Regions from separate parts of the Homo sapiens genome. Here region 2 is linked to region 1. A link is a contact called in ENCODE Hi-C or POLR2A ChIA-PET data. All regions are on one chromosome and are shown on one strand. Each heading gives the region's core, a stretch centred on a gene start or an enhancer-like site at or near the end of the contact. The rest is flanking DNA. Distances are from core to core; before and after follow the strand shown. Region 1 overlaps FITM2 (fat storage inducing transmembrane protein 2). Region 2 holds the start of R3HDML (R3H domain containing like).

Evidence for each region. Hi-C counts contacts between places; a loop is a spot of excess contacts on that map. ChIA-PET counts read pairs that join two places held with the same protein, here RNA polymerase II (POLR2A).
Region 2: a map of mesothelial cell of epicardium shows a loop between it and region 1 (21-fold over the local background). The contact joins the promoter of R3HDML here to the enhancer-like site in region 1. A Hi-C loop is called at or near these places in 1 of 168 maps with a recorded cell type or tissue (mesothelial cell of epicardium). POLR2A ChIA-PET finds 5 or more read pairs at or near these places in 4 of 52 experiments (Caco-2, HepG2 and WTC11).

Annotation. Positions count from the first base shown.
Region 1 is chr20:44,298,426-44,305,673 of GRCh38, forward strand. It overlaps FITM2 (fat storage inducing transmembrane protein 2), which reads right to left. Exons shown (of 2, transcript NM_001080472.4): 2 at 4,415-7,248. Among named protein-coding and RNA genes, the nearest start is that of FITM2, 9.2 kb to the right of the region's middle. Within about 2 kb of position 3,997, at least 7 of the 41 ENCODE cell types and tissues checked have a DNase peak (open chromatin) inside an H3K27ac peak, as active enhancers do.
Region 2 is chr20:44,332,755-44,340,002 of GRCh38, forward strand. R3HDML (R3H domain containing like) reads left to right here and starts at 4,289. Exons shown (of 5, transcript NM_178491.4): 1 at 4,289-4,664. The coding sequence starts at 4,404. RefSeq lists enhancers at 1,205-1,716, 2,971-3,960.

The sequences.
Region 1 (7,248 bases), core at 2,747-5,246:
GGTGGTGAGATCACTTATTCTTTGCAGTGACTGCATTTATCACTAAAATGGAGTTGCTATAACCGATGGGCATTTAGGTTCTTGATAATCTTTCACTCTTACAGACAGCTGTAATGAAACCTTCGTCCTTAGCTTTGCTCACTTCTTGAAGCATTTCTAAAGCCCAAATCCCTAGATTGAAATCACTGGGTCTACACATTTTAAGTGTTTTTTGTTTTGTTTCGTTTTGTTTTTGAGAGGGAGTCTCACTCTATTTCTCAGGCTGGAGTGCAGCGGCACGATCTCGGCTCACTGCCACCTCTGCCTCCTGGGTTCAAGTGATTCTCCTGCCTCAGCCTCCCAAGTAGTTGGGATTACAGGCGCACGGCACCACGCCCGGCTAATTTTTGTATTTTTAGTAGAGACAGGGCTTCACCATATTGGCCAGGCTGGTCTCAAACTCCTGATCTCAGGTGATCTGCCCACCTCGGCCTCCCACAGTGCTGGGATTACAGGCATGAGCCACCGCGCCTGGCCTACTACTAGTGAGAGGTGACAGCGTGCTGGCAGTCCTCACAGCCCTTGCTCGCTCTCGGCGCCTCCTCTGCCTGGGCTCCCACTTTGGCGGCACTTGAGGAGCCCTTCAGCCCACCGCTGCACTGTGGGAGCCCCTTTCTGGGCTGGCTAAGGCGGGAGCCGGCTCCCTCAGCTTGCAGGGAGGTGTGGACCGAGAGGAGCGAGCGGGAACCTGGGCTGCGCGCGGCGCTTGCGGGCTAGCTGGAGTTCCGGGAGGGCGTGGGCTTGGCGGGCCCCGCACTCGGAACAGCCGGCCGGCCCTGCCGGACCCGGGCAATAAGAGGCTTAGCACCCAGGCCAGCGGCTGCGGAGGGTGTACTGGGTCCCCCAGCAGTGCCAGCCCACCGGCGCTGCGCTCGATTTCTCACCGGGCCTTAGCTGCCTTCCCGCGGAGCAGGGCTCGGGACCTGCAGCCCTGCCATGCCTGAGCCTCCCACCTCCTCCATGGGCTCCTGTGCGGCCCGAGCCTCCCCGATGAGCGCCGCCCCCTACTCCACGGCGCCCAGTCCCATCGACCACCCAAGGGCTGAGGAGTGCGGGCGCATGGCGTGGGACTGGCAGGCAGCTCCACCTGCAGCCCCGGTGCGGGATCCACTGGGTAAAGCCACCTGGGCTCCTGAGTCTGGTGGGGACGTGGAGAACCTTTATGTCTAGCTCAGGGATTGTAAATACACCAATCGGCACTCTGTATCTAGCTCAAGGTGTGTAAACACACCAATCAGCACCCTGTGTCTAGCTCAGGGTTTGTGAACGCACCAATCGACACTCTGTATCTAGCTACTCTGGTGGGGCCTTGGAGAACCTTTGTGTTGATACTCTGTATCTAACTAATCTGGTGGGGACGTGGAGAACCTTTGGGTCTAGCTCAGGGATTGTAAACGCACCAATCGGCGTCCTGTCAAAACAGACCACTAGGCTCTACCCATCAGCAGGATGTGGGTGGGGCCAGATAAGAGAATAAAAGCAGGCTGCCCGATCCAGCAGTGGCAACCCGCTTGGGTCCCTTTCCACACTGCGGAAGCTTTGTTCTTTCACTCTGCAATAAATCTTGCTGCTACTCACTCTTTGGGTCCACACTGCTTTTATGAGCTGTAACACTCACCCCGAAAGTCTGCAGCTTCACTCCTGAAGCCAGCGAGACCACAAGCCCACCAGGAGGAACGAACAACTCCAGACAAGCCGCCTTAAGAGCTGTAACAGTCACCGCGAAGGTCTGCAGCTTCACTCCTGAGCCAGAGACATCACGAACCCACCAGAAGGAAGAAACTCCGAACATATCTGAACATCAGAAGGAACAAACTCCAGACGCACCACCTTAAGAGCTGTAACACTCACCGCGAGGGTCCGCGGCTTCATTCTTTAAGTCAGTGAGACCAAGAACCCACCAATTACGGACACGCTAGGTTGCTATCTAAACAGGTGCGACCAGCTTACCTCCCTTCTCCTAAGGTATGAGAATCCCTGTTTTCTGTACTGTGTGTGTTCAACTTTAAAACTCCCCAGAGACTGTATTCGAGGTTTCTGGGACAGTTTCTAAAGGTGTTTAAACTGTAAAGGATTTCTCCTAACAGAACCTACCTTCTTGACAGCTCTCAAAAATGTTTTTATTTTTGAGACTTTTTAAAAGAGCTGGCCAGGCACAGTAGCGCACTGCTGTAATCCCAGCACTTTGGGAGGCCAAGGTGGGTGGATCACCTGAGGTCAGGGGTTCGAGACCAGCCTGGCCAACATGGTGAAATCCCGTCTCTACTAAAAATACAAAAATTAGCTAGGCATGGTGGCGCACGCCTGTAATCCCAGCTACGTGGGAGGCTGAGGCATGAGCACTGCTTGAAGCCAGAAGGTGGAGGTTGCAGTGACCCGACACTAGCAACTGCACTCTAGCTTGGGTAAGACAAGACTATGTCTCAAATAAATAAATAAATATTACAAATAAATAAGACCTCTGCAGTTTATTCCTCTGGGAATTAGGTCCAGCTCCCCATGTCCATTAAACCTATGTGAACATGCGCAACCAGGCCTGAACTACATTTGTGTGTTGATGTAGAGAAAAAGGAGGCAGGGCTGCAACAAAGTCCACCCAGAGGTCTGCTTCCCCCATCATTCACCAAGAAACCAGCTGCCACAACAGCTCTGAGTGGGAGTTTCTTTTCATGTTGTTTCCAAAAATAAAAGCCATAGTCAGCTTGGGAAGAACTTTTCATCAAGCAGAACAGAGAAACAGTAGAAAAGATTCAAAGAGTTGGTGAGATTATCCAGTCCAACCCCATCGTTTATTACAGGAGGAAATTGAAACCCAGAGATGTTGAGTGACTAGTTCAAGGTCACACAAAAGAGTGGAAAAACCAGCAGCAGAACCCACCTCAAAGCCAGGTGCTCTAACTTCCAGCTGAGCATCTTAGTCCATTTTGTGCTGCTATAACACAAGACCACAGACTGGGTAACTTATAAAGAACAGTGACTTCTTACAGTTCTAGAGGCTGGGAAGTCCAAGATCAAAGGGCTGGCATCTGGCTAGGGCCTTCTTGCTACATCATCCTATAGTGGAAGGCAAAAGGGCCAAAGATTTTGGGGGCTAGGGGACAAACTCATCCTTTATAAAGATGCTCCTCTCATGGTAACAAACCCACTCCCCAAATACTGGCATTAACCCATTCATGAGGCCAGAGGCCTCATAACCTGATTACCTCTTAATGGTCCCACCTCAATGCTGTTGCATTGGGGATTAAGTTTCCAAGACATGAACTTTGGAAAATATATTCAAACCACAGCACTGAGTGCTCTTTATGTTACAGCAGGGAGTATCTATGATCTCCACTCACAGTCCTTTAAGGCTAACTTCCTTCCAATCTCAGTTGCTTTTAAAAATGACAGGAAAGTGAGGCTTCTTGAAAATGGATGTCCGCATAAAAATCATGGTAACATATCTATGAGCCTTTGTGTGTGCTGTCCCCACTGCCTTGGATTCCCTTCTCTGCCTAACTGCTTGAACTCCTCCTCATCCATCAAAACCCAAAGAATTGCTGCCTTCTTTGAAAATATTCCCTGACTCTCCAGGGCCTCTGGTTGTTCCCTGCTTTATGTTCTTGGCCCTGACCTTGCCCCAGCACTCAGAACCCTTTATGGCAGGATTGGTTCTTCTCCATGAGAGTGAAAACTCTTCCAAGGCAGAGATGGACCAAATTCATCTTTGCAACACCAGCACACAGCTTAAGCTACAAAAGGATGGACTTTGAACCACAATCTCCACGCGGAGGGGAGTTTATCATTCCACCCCAGCTCCCAGCTCACAGTGTGAGCCCAAGAAGGGTTTGTTGCTGCCAAAGGAATCTGAACAGGGAAGTTCTGCAACAGGAGGGGATTCTGATCCTGGAGCCACGGAGCTTTCAACAGACACTTCCTGGACGTGCCAAGCAGGTCAGGCTGACAAACGAGTGGGCACTAAAAGGCACAAGAAGCTCTCACATGTGTACAGGCCTCCAGGACTACAAAGCACTTGCAAAGGTGACCTCATCTGAGTAAACTTTGAAAGTGCTCTTCAGTGTTGCTTCTGTGAGGCCTACTTCACTTTTTACCAAGAGAACTGCTCCCAAGTCTGGCTGATCCTGACCTCAGGACTGTAAGACATGAAGGTGGCACACAGGGAAGGAGTAAGTCAAGCTAATAAATACATGTCTGAACATGCATTTATATTACAAGACATACGGGGAAAAACAGGAGCAACTCTAGCCATAAAATAACCCGTATATGACAAGTTAAATTGAGAAAGAATTACCTACTTTCACGAAGTGCGCTGAGGTTTATTGGGCTCTGCGCTTCCTTAAGAGTATTAGAAAAGAACACACAAAATGCTGAAATATGGGATTTCATTATCTCAGTTTACTTTAATTTGCTTGTTTACACACACGATCTGTGTGTACATAACAGTGGCAAGAGCCATTCTCTAAATACAATCTGGTACCCAGACTATGACAGATGCACGTGGAAAATGAGGCGTCAGTGAATTAATCTCAACATAGAAAGGCAAAATAAGCATGGCAGTATTCTATGATCACAGATGCCCCCAGAGCCTGGGGGTAACCGACACTTTTCAACATAATACAGGACAATTTTAACAAAAGACCCAGACTCCAAATGGCACCCAAAATATATTCGTTTCTCTGCCTTCTCTAGAGGAGTCAGAAAGTTCTAAAGGCTTACTCAAGAAAAAGGAGGCAGGGAGACTATGGCCTGCTAAGCACAGATGCTGAGCACTTTACATGCACCATTTCTCTTCATCTCCACCTGACAGACGATGAAAACGAGGTTTGCCATGATCACACAGCTATCAGGAGTGGTGCCAAGATATGAACCCACATCTCATGTTTGCTTGAGCCCAAATCCTTTCACTTATGTCAGGCTGTTTCACATAGGAATAGAAAGCATGCTCCCAAGGAAGAGGCAAGGGGGCTAAGCATGGACAAGTGGCGGAAGCCTCATCGATACAGAAGGCTCTGCAATTGACACTTTCCACATACAGTTAATTTAGTGCTGAGCCCGCATCAGACCCACGTGGGATAAATATCTGGAGATTTAAGTGTCACAAATGAACTTCTGGGGTCACCCTGTGCCTATTCCCTTTTGGTGCTGAACATGACACTTTGGAGAGCCTTTTTTTTTTTTGAGACAGAGTCTCACTCTGTCGCTCAGGCTGGAGTGCAGTGGCGTGATCCTAGCTCACTGCAACCTCTGCCTCCTGGGTTCAAGCGATTCTCCTGCCCCAGCCTCCCGAGTAGCTGGGATTACAGGCGTGTACCACCACACCTGGCTAATTTTTGTATTTTTAGTCGAGACGGGGTTTTATCATGTTGGCTAGGCTGGCCCAACCTCAAGTGATCCTCCCATCTCAGCCTCCCAAAGTGCTAGGATTACAGGTGTGAGCCACCATGCCTAGCCTAGGAGAGCTTTCAATCCCTTCAACAAGCCCCTGCCATCTACTCCATGGCCACTCCCACCACTGGTTTATGGGCATAGGCAACAGAGGGTCACATCTTACCAACGCCTCCAAAGCACCATGGTGCCACCTCCCATATCTCATCACCTGTGTTTCTGCTCCTTTTGGGTGCAACAAATCATGACTCATTGTGATGGATAAAATTAACCTCCAACTTGATGGGATATGAAATATTTAAAATATATCCTTATAGTAAAAGATTTTACACCGAAGATTCATCCTCAACCACTTAAGCTTCAGTGAAGCCAGTCAGGTGTAGTGCTTCTCAGTTAATGCTACTATTGGACTTGATTGGAGAGAGGGGCATCAAGGCGGCCTTAAGGGTGATTACCCCAACAGCAAGGGGCTCAGTTTGAAAGGCTTAAGGAGACAGTCTGGGAGAGAAGAGGGGATATCTTATCACAGGGCGTGGAACTGTGCCTTTGTGGATGGAGGTGACAGGATTTCTAACCCTTCCCAGCATTGTCACAGCAAAGGCCACAGAATGACAAAGCTGGAAACTGAAAAGTGCTGCAAAGGGGAGAGAAAAAGGAAACTGATTTCAAGTCCAGCTGAACAGGCCCAGGTATGGTTTGGTTTAGTTTGGTTGGTGATGCAAGTAACAGGAGGGAGGGACCACAGCCATGCCACCCTTCAATAAGGGTGATTTTGCAAACAGGTTGGCTTTTTGCCATCAGAGGGAGGCATTTTACTTCACTTCTGAATTATCATAATCTTGTCCAACAGGTACAGATGCCCTGGGCCACAGCAGAGTGATCAGTGCACTCAGCACATGACCCTGAAGCACACTGTTCAGTCTATACCACTGATATGTGGTCAGGGACATTTCGGTGCAAGAACGCATTCTGCAAAATTACCTTGATTCACCTTAAAATTCAACAGGCTGTTACTAAAATGCCTGCTTTCTGGTTTGATTATCTTATTTATTTATAGAAACCAGGGTCTCACTATGTTGCCCAGGCTGGTCTCAAACTCCTGGGATCCAGTAATCCTCCCACCTCAGCCTCCCAAAGTGCCAGGATTATAGGTGTGAGCCACTACACCTGGCCCAGGTTTCATTGCTAACAGAGAAAACAGCCCCATGAGGTGGAATTTAAGACTGTAAGACCAGAGTTTGGTTCATAACAAGTACATTAGTGTTCTAAACCAACCAACCAATCAACCAGCCAACCAACCAACCAACAAACCCTCAAAACAACCTACATGTGCCAGAGTGCAGCACTGGCCTTGTGAGTTATTTTCAGGAGTTTTATCAACAAAGAACAAATGTCACAGTTCTTATCAAAAACTGTAAAGGATTCGCTCAAAATAGAACAGAAAAAAAGTAATCTTATTGCTCCAAAAAAACCAGCATATAGTAATAGAAAACATGGACAGAAAATGATCATAGTCCATTACGTATGAATCATCCAATACTTGGTCGGAGAGGCACTGCATCTAAAAGGGCCTGTTTTGGTGGCTAATCGCAAGTCAGTTGCAATATTTAAACACTTCATGGATGAAACAAATATTACAACCAGAGAGTGTCCTTCAGGCATCAGGCTGTTTTTATAAAGAACCCTGCCTGAGCCGGGCGCGGTGGCTCATGCCTGTAATCCCAGCACTTTGGGAGGCCGAGGCAGGTGGATCACCTGCGGTCAGGAGTTTGAGACCAGCCTGACCAACATGGAGAAACCCCATCTCTACTAAAAATACAAAAT
Region 2 (7,248 bases), core at 3,039-5,538, 35 kb after region 1:
CAGTCATAATCGTGCCACTGCACCCCAGCCTGGCCAACAGAGCAAGACCCTGTCTCAAAACTAAAATAAAAATACAAATAGGCCAGGCGCAGTGGCTCACACCTGTAATTCCAACACTTTGGGAGGGAGTTTGAGACCAGCCTGGCCAACATGGTGAAACCCCATCTCTACTAAAAATACAAAAATTAGCCAGGCCACGGTTGTGGGTGCCTGTAATCCCAGCTACTTGGGAGCTGAGGAAGGAGAATTGCTTGAACCTGGGAGGCAGAAGTTTCAGTGAGATGAGATTGTGCCACGGCACTCCAGCCTAGGCAACAAGAGTGAAACTCTATCTCAAAATAAAATAAAATAAAAATAAATAAATAAAAATAATTTGGGTCACCCCTGATTATTTCCTGACCCCACCCCTAATATTTTACCCATTGAAAACCTGCCAAAATGCAACTGGGACCAGCTTTCTTCAATGGGGGCAGCAGAGAGGGTCTGACTGGGATGTGGCTGTGTGTTTGCTACGAGAGTGAATTTCTGTGTTTCTGTGGATGCATGAGTGTGTGGAGTAGGCGATGGTGGTCTTGTCTGTGTGGCTGGACTGTGGGGTCTTCCTCGTTGTCTGTCTCTCAACACTGTGGAGAGGCAGTATGGGGGTGCCTGTCCCACCTCTCCCACCCACAGGATGTGTGACCCGGGGCAAATGACTCACCTCTTTGTGCCTTAGTTTCTTCATGTATATAAAAATGTGGATGATGATAATAATAGGGTTATTCTGAAGATTAAATGAGATTGCCCATGTAATGTGCTTAAAACAGTGCTGGCCACTTATGAGAAAGTAGCTAATACCATCAGCTTATATGTAGTAGACATGCTTAAGTGTGTAACCTGTGGGTTTCTGTATATTTATACAGGACACCTGTGGTGTACAATGGAGAGGATATGAGGGCCTGGCGGGGACGAGCTCTCTGTGATTTGTGGGAGGGGATGTGCTTATATGAGTGTGTGCACAAACGTGTGTGTGTGTGTGCACATACATGTGTTGTGTGTACAGCAGATGCCTGCGCCTTCTGCACATGTGCAAGGACGTTCACTGCCAGGACCCAGGTTACCACACAAACAGTCTCCATCCCTAGGACAAGTCACTGAGGCTCACGTGTGCCTCGGTTCCTTCATCTATACAATGGGTGGAGTCACTACCCCAAAGGGAGCTGTGAGGCCCAAGTGAATTGAGGATGTGAAGTTCTGAGCCAGTGCAAAGTGCCAGTTACATAGGAGTGGCTTGTGCTATGCGTTCTGAGAGAGCCGGGCTTACTTGTTGACACTCCTGGGTTCCTAAGTGCCATGGCTGTTTGTGTCTGCCTTCCCTGGGCTGCAGAATTTGCCCTGGTGTATCGAAGATCCCACCTGTTGTTGTCCGAAGAGCCAGAATTGGGAACCTATCAAAGAGAAACTGGGAACAGCCTTCTTCAGTGGGGGCAGCAATTTCAGTTCAGTTTCTTCAGTGGGGCATCCAAGGCCCAAAGAAGGATAAGAACTTGCCTTAAGACACCCAGCACACTGGAGGCAGAGACGGGGCTAGATCGAACGAGTCTCTCTTGTCCTTCTGGCATAGTGGGAGAGCCCCCATAGGGGTCAGGGGTCGCAGCCCTCACCCCTCACTGCTCTGCCCTCCCCACCTTCCCCAGCATCCAGCAGGAAGGTCACTGCTCCAGCAGGAAGGTGTGTGCTTTGGCAGCCGCACTGTCTGGGCTGCCTGTGGTGGGAATTCCACATGTCTGGAGAGGACCCGTCTGGAGTAGCCCAGTCCCAGCCCCCAGCCCTGCTTCGCCAGCTGGCCCAGGGTTTGGCCTGCTGCCCCGAGACTAGGTTCAGCCTGGGAATCCTCAGAGCTTGCTAGAAGAGTAGTCTGAGGATTGCAAATTCTTCACCTGTGTTTTTTATATAACACCTTTCTGTTGTAAGTCTATCCCCTTCTATTACAAAAGTAATGCATTTTATTTTTGGGGAATACAAGTAATGAAAGAGGAGAAAATTGAACTCTTTCTTAACCTAGGACTTCAGCAACTCAGAGACTGAGACTTTAAACACACACACACACACACACACACACGCACACACGTCCATTATCTACATACTCATACATTCACCTGGGGACACATTTGACTCAAGAACACTCAAACACACACACATGTAAGTATACTTGCACACACATACACAAGTGCATACATACTCTCACAAGTACACACGTACACACAAACACATTCACACACACATTCCTAGAGTGCACACAGTGTGCCAGCCACTGTACTAAGGCTCCACAAATGTTCACTCATTTCATCTTCGCAGTAATGCTACAAGGTAGGCACCGCTATTTCTCCCATTTTACAGATGAGGCACACAATGGTTGAGTAACGTGCCCAACACCTAGTTAGTGAGGGGGTGGGATAAGGGAAATTTGAACCCAGATTTGTGGGCTTAATTCATTTGCTAATGAATAGGCTGTGTTTGAGTGGCATCATAACGAACATCACCCTAGGCTTTTTTCCTTATGCATCTATATTTGGTTTGGTTAGAAAATGGCATCTTTGGCTGATACAAAAAAATTAGCCAAGTATGGTGGTGCGTGCCCGTGGCCCCAGCTATTCAGGAGGCTGAGATGGGAGGATCACCTGAGCCTGGGAGGTGGAGGTTGCAGTGAGCCGAGATTGTGCCACTGCACTCCAGCCTGGACGACAGAGCGAGACTCTGTCTCAAAAGAAAAAAAAAGAAAGACAGCCTGTCCAATATGGTGAAACCCCATCCCTACTAAAAAATACAAAAATTAGCCAGGTGTGGTGGTGTGCACCTGTAGCCCCAGCTACTTAGGAGGCTGAGGCAGGAGAATCGAGGTTGCAGTGAGCCGAGATTGCGCCACTGCACTCCAGCCTGGGCGACAAAGTGAGACAAAAAACAGAAAGAAAAAAAAAAGGAAAGGAAAAGGAAAAGGCATCCTTTTAGATACTAACCAGGCCTGGGGTCAGATCTGGACTTAAATCCTGGCGTGATTGCAGACTGGCTGGCTTGACTTTGGGCTTGTTCTTTCTCCTCTCTGGGGCTCAGTTTCCTCATCTATGAAATGGGGAGCTATAGTACCTGCTTCTGAAGGTTGGCTGGGCTTTTGTGTAAAGCACTCAGCCCTGGGCCTGGCACATAGCAGGGGCTCACTAGATGGGCCATATTAACTGTCTGCTCCAAGGCTGGAGGGTGTTATAGGGAAAACAGTCAGAAAATACTCTCCAGATGCAAGGTGGCCTTAATATGTCAGGATGTGGAAGGCAGAGAGAAGCCTCGGGGTCTGGGATCTCCCATAGGGGATGAGTATTTTTTCCTGGAATCCCTGCCCTGTTGCCACATCACTACCCTGACCATTTGCCCAGCCCAGCCCTACATGCTTCAGGTGAAAGCAGAGAGAGAGGGGCGGGAGAGAAAAGCCCATCAAGCAGCAGGCGGAGCCTCCCTGCAGGAGTCTGGCCTGGCTGGAAGGGGAGGGGGCTGTGGGGCCAGGGACGTCAGATGCCAACAGCACCAGGGGACCGTTAAAGTTGCTGCGCCGCCAGGTGGGCCAGGGTGTCTGCAGAGGTCCCCGGCCTCCTGGGCTGCCGCCTGCCACCGCTTGGGCTGCCCGTCCTGGGTACGCACCGTTGGAGCCTCCTGCCTGGTCTCTCGTGCTTCTCTGTCTCTTCTCTAAGTCGATTTTTCGCTCTTTCTTCTGTTTGTGCCCCTCTCTCTGTCTATTTCTGTCCTCCCCCAGCCACATTGTTGCCTCTCTCTCATTCTCTCTTATCTCTTTACCTTTCTATTTCTCATTCTTTTTTCTCTGTAACTCTTTTTTTCTGTCCCCTTTTTGGTCTCTCTTTTTTCTCTGCCTCTTTCATTCTCTGCCATTGGGTTTTCTCTGTGTCTCATTCTCAATTCCTAAATTGCAGCAAAGCAGGGACAAAAGGACCTTGCAATATGACTTGGGGTAAGGTGGGCCCTGCCCTCCGAGGGCATTGACTGAGCCCGCTCCAGCAGGATTGGTGAAGAGGATGTCTAGACTGGAGAGGGCTGCTGTCTGTCTCCTGGGCTGGAGGGACAGAGCACTGGCTTTGAAGTGGTGGCACCATCTCACCCCAGGGCCATGTCTGGATTAGCCACTGTCTGGGCATTTCTTCCCCTTGCCCAACCCACTCAGTCCCCTGGGGTGGAAAGGAAGGGGTGCTGGGCATCTGGACCAGAGCTGCATCTGGAGGTCTTTGCCAAGTTCCCAGGAGGCAGCATCCTCTGGGTCGGCACTGTTGGAGAACGCTCAGGGTCTGGTGCTCTCGTGCCTGCCCCTTCCAGGCAGCCGGCTCTGATTGCACAAGGCAGACCTGTGACTCCTCCATCCAGCTATGCCCCTGCTGCCCAGCACCGTGGGCCTGGCAGGCCTGCTCTTCTGGGCTGGCCAGGCAGTGAACGCCTTGATAATGCCTAATGCTACCCCAGCCCCGGCCCAGCCCGAGAGCACGGCTATGCGGCTCCTGAGTGGCCTGGAGGTGCCCAGGTACCGCCGGAAGCGCCACATCTCTGTGAGAGACATGAATGCCTTACTGGATTATCACAACCACATCCGGGCCAGTGTGTACCCACCTGCCGCCAACATGGAATACATGGTGAGTCCCCGTACCTGCCCCCCACCCCCCGCAGTGTCCCTTCCGGCAAACGCAGCCGGACTCATCTTGGCCTAGAATGACTGGCTTTGAAGAGCTGGACCACTTGCCTGCCTGGCCCCACTAGCCAGTATCTGGGTGTCGACCTGTGGAAAGGGCAGGAGTTAATCTGCCCATTTTACAGATGAGGAAACCAAGAAGGTTGCACAGCTGTTCCAGTGAGTCAGGCATGTGACTACTATGTAAGGAGCACCACTGTGCGCCAGGCACTGCACGTGAGTATCATCTCCATTTTCCAGAGGAAGAAACTGAGACTCAGAGAATTAATTTGCCCAGCCAGGATTTCAATCCAGGTCTGCCTGCTGCCACCTGGCACCATCACAACTGTAACCATCACAATCCCCTACCCAAGAATTTTGGCTCCCCACACTGGGGACCTGCATGGGGTGCGTGGCTGGTGCTTTCTATGCTATTGTCTCTTTACCCTAAGGTCTTGACTGACACACCCACAGCATCCTCCACAAGCCCCTGGAGGCAGGCTTGGAGCAGTGGGGACAGGTACTGGGGAATCTCAGGCTGAGGAAAACCAACAGCTGACCAGCAGAGGAAGCTGGGATGTCTCCCCTCAAAGAGGCAGGGCTGGTGGCTCTCACTCCAGCCCCCAAGAAGTCAAAGGAGGGCACCAACCTTTTGCTTACAGCTCCTCCCCCAGGGCCACTGTCCAAAACCAGCCTAGAGGGATGGGTTTCCAGCCCACCCAGAGATGTCTTTAGGGAAAGAGTTTGCCAGTCTGCCCCCTGAAAGACCAACACATGCCACTCGATAGCCTGAAAACTTAACTTTTTCATCGTATCCATTGACTTATACTTGGAGTACACTTGCAGCCAGGCACCGTGCTAAGCCTTGTGGATACTGCTGGTAACAGAATAGACAAGGCCCCTTCCTTCACGAAGGTGACATTTTAGTGGGAATAAGAGAAAACAAGCATGAACAACAAGATATTAATGTACATAAGATAACGTGAGGAGGCAATACAGTGTTGGGAGGGGCGGGAATAAGAGCCGGGATGGCAGGCAGCTAGAGTGCAGGGGAGTCATTGACTTGTTCATTCATTCGTTAGCACCTAGAATGCCCTCCATTTTTCAAACAAATGGCACATTTATTGAGCACCCGTTGTGCGTGTGTGGCACCTGCCCCAACAGGTGTTTAATGATTGCAGGCGGCATGGAGCAGAGAGGGTTCAATATCTCACCAGGGACTCCAGGGAGGGCCTGAACATGTAGGTTTGATGTTTAGCCTGCTCCTTCCCTCACTTTACCCCTTTGTAGCATGAGGGAAGCACTCCTCTGCTCTCCCTAAAAGACTGAGCCAGAGAGCCGGGCGCAGTGGCTCACGCCAGTAATCCCAGCACTTTGGGAGGCCGAGGTGGGTGAATCACCTGAGGTCAGGAGTTCCAGACCAGCCTGGCCAACATGGTGAAACCCAGTCTGTACTAAAAATACAAAAATTAGCTGGGTGTGGTGATGAGCGCCTGTAATCCCAAGCTACTTGAGAGGTGGAGGCAGGAGAATCGCTTGAACCTGGGAGGCCGAGGTTGCAGTGAGCCGAGATCCAGCCAGCCTGGATGACAAGAGTGAAACTCTATCTAAAAAAAAAAAAAAAAAAAAAATATTGGGCCAGACAACCCTGGTAGATACCTGGACCCCTCTTTGGATGCCCCATTTCTCCCTCCCTAGCTGACTTCTACTCACAGAACAGGCTGTCCAACTCGACAGCCTTTGCCCTAGCAGCCCTTCTCTCACTGCCGCAAGAAAGTTTGGCTCCCATTTCTCACTCTCACACCGACCAGGACTGTAATAATCAATGACTTGTTGAAGGCCTTGTTGCCTTGCTACCCTGAGTCCTCAGTGCCTAGAGATGTTGTTTGATATTTGATGAATGAACAAATCCTATTTCAGAGAATCCCAGGAAGTCAGAGATGGAAGGGAACTAGTATTTTAATGACATATTTTCTGGTTATAAAACTTGGAGAATTCATACATTGGAAAATTACAAAACTGTTAAGGAGGATGAGGAGGGCATTCACCATGTAGTGATGGGGAATAATCACTAAGACAAAAGAGCAAGGTGCAGAATAGAATATGCTGCCATTTGCCTATATATATGTGTGTGTGTGTGTGTGTGTGTGTGTCTGTGTGTGTGTGTATATATAGAGAGCTGCTTGTACAGGTATAGAATATATACCTGTATACAGAGGACACAAGAAGCAGTGGTGACTGCCTCTTGGGACGGTGTGCAGGGTGGTGGGGTTGGGGGAGAAGTATAGGAGAGAGATGAGACTTTCTACTGTTCCTCCTTGGTTATCTATTTTTGTTGTTGTTGACACGGAATCTCCCTCTGTTGCCCAAGCTGGAGTGCAGTGGCACGATCTCGGCTCACTACAACCTCTGCCTCCTGAGTTCAAGCAATTCTCGTGCCTCAGCCTCCCAAGTAGCTGGGACCACAGGTACACACCACCATGCCTGACTAATTTTTGTATTATCATTATTATTTTTGAAGACAGAGTTTCACTGTTGTTGCCCAGGAT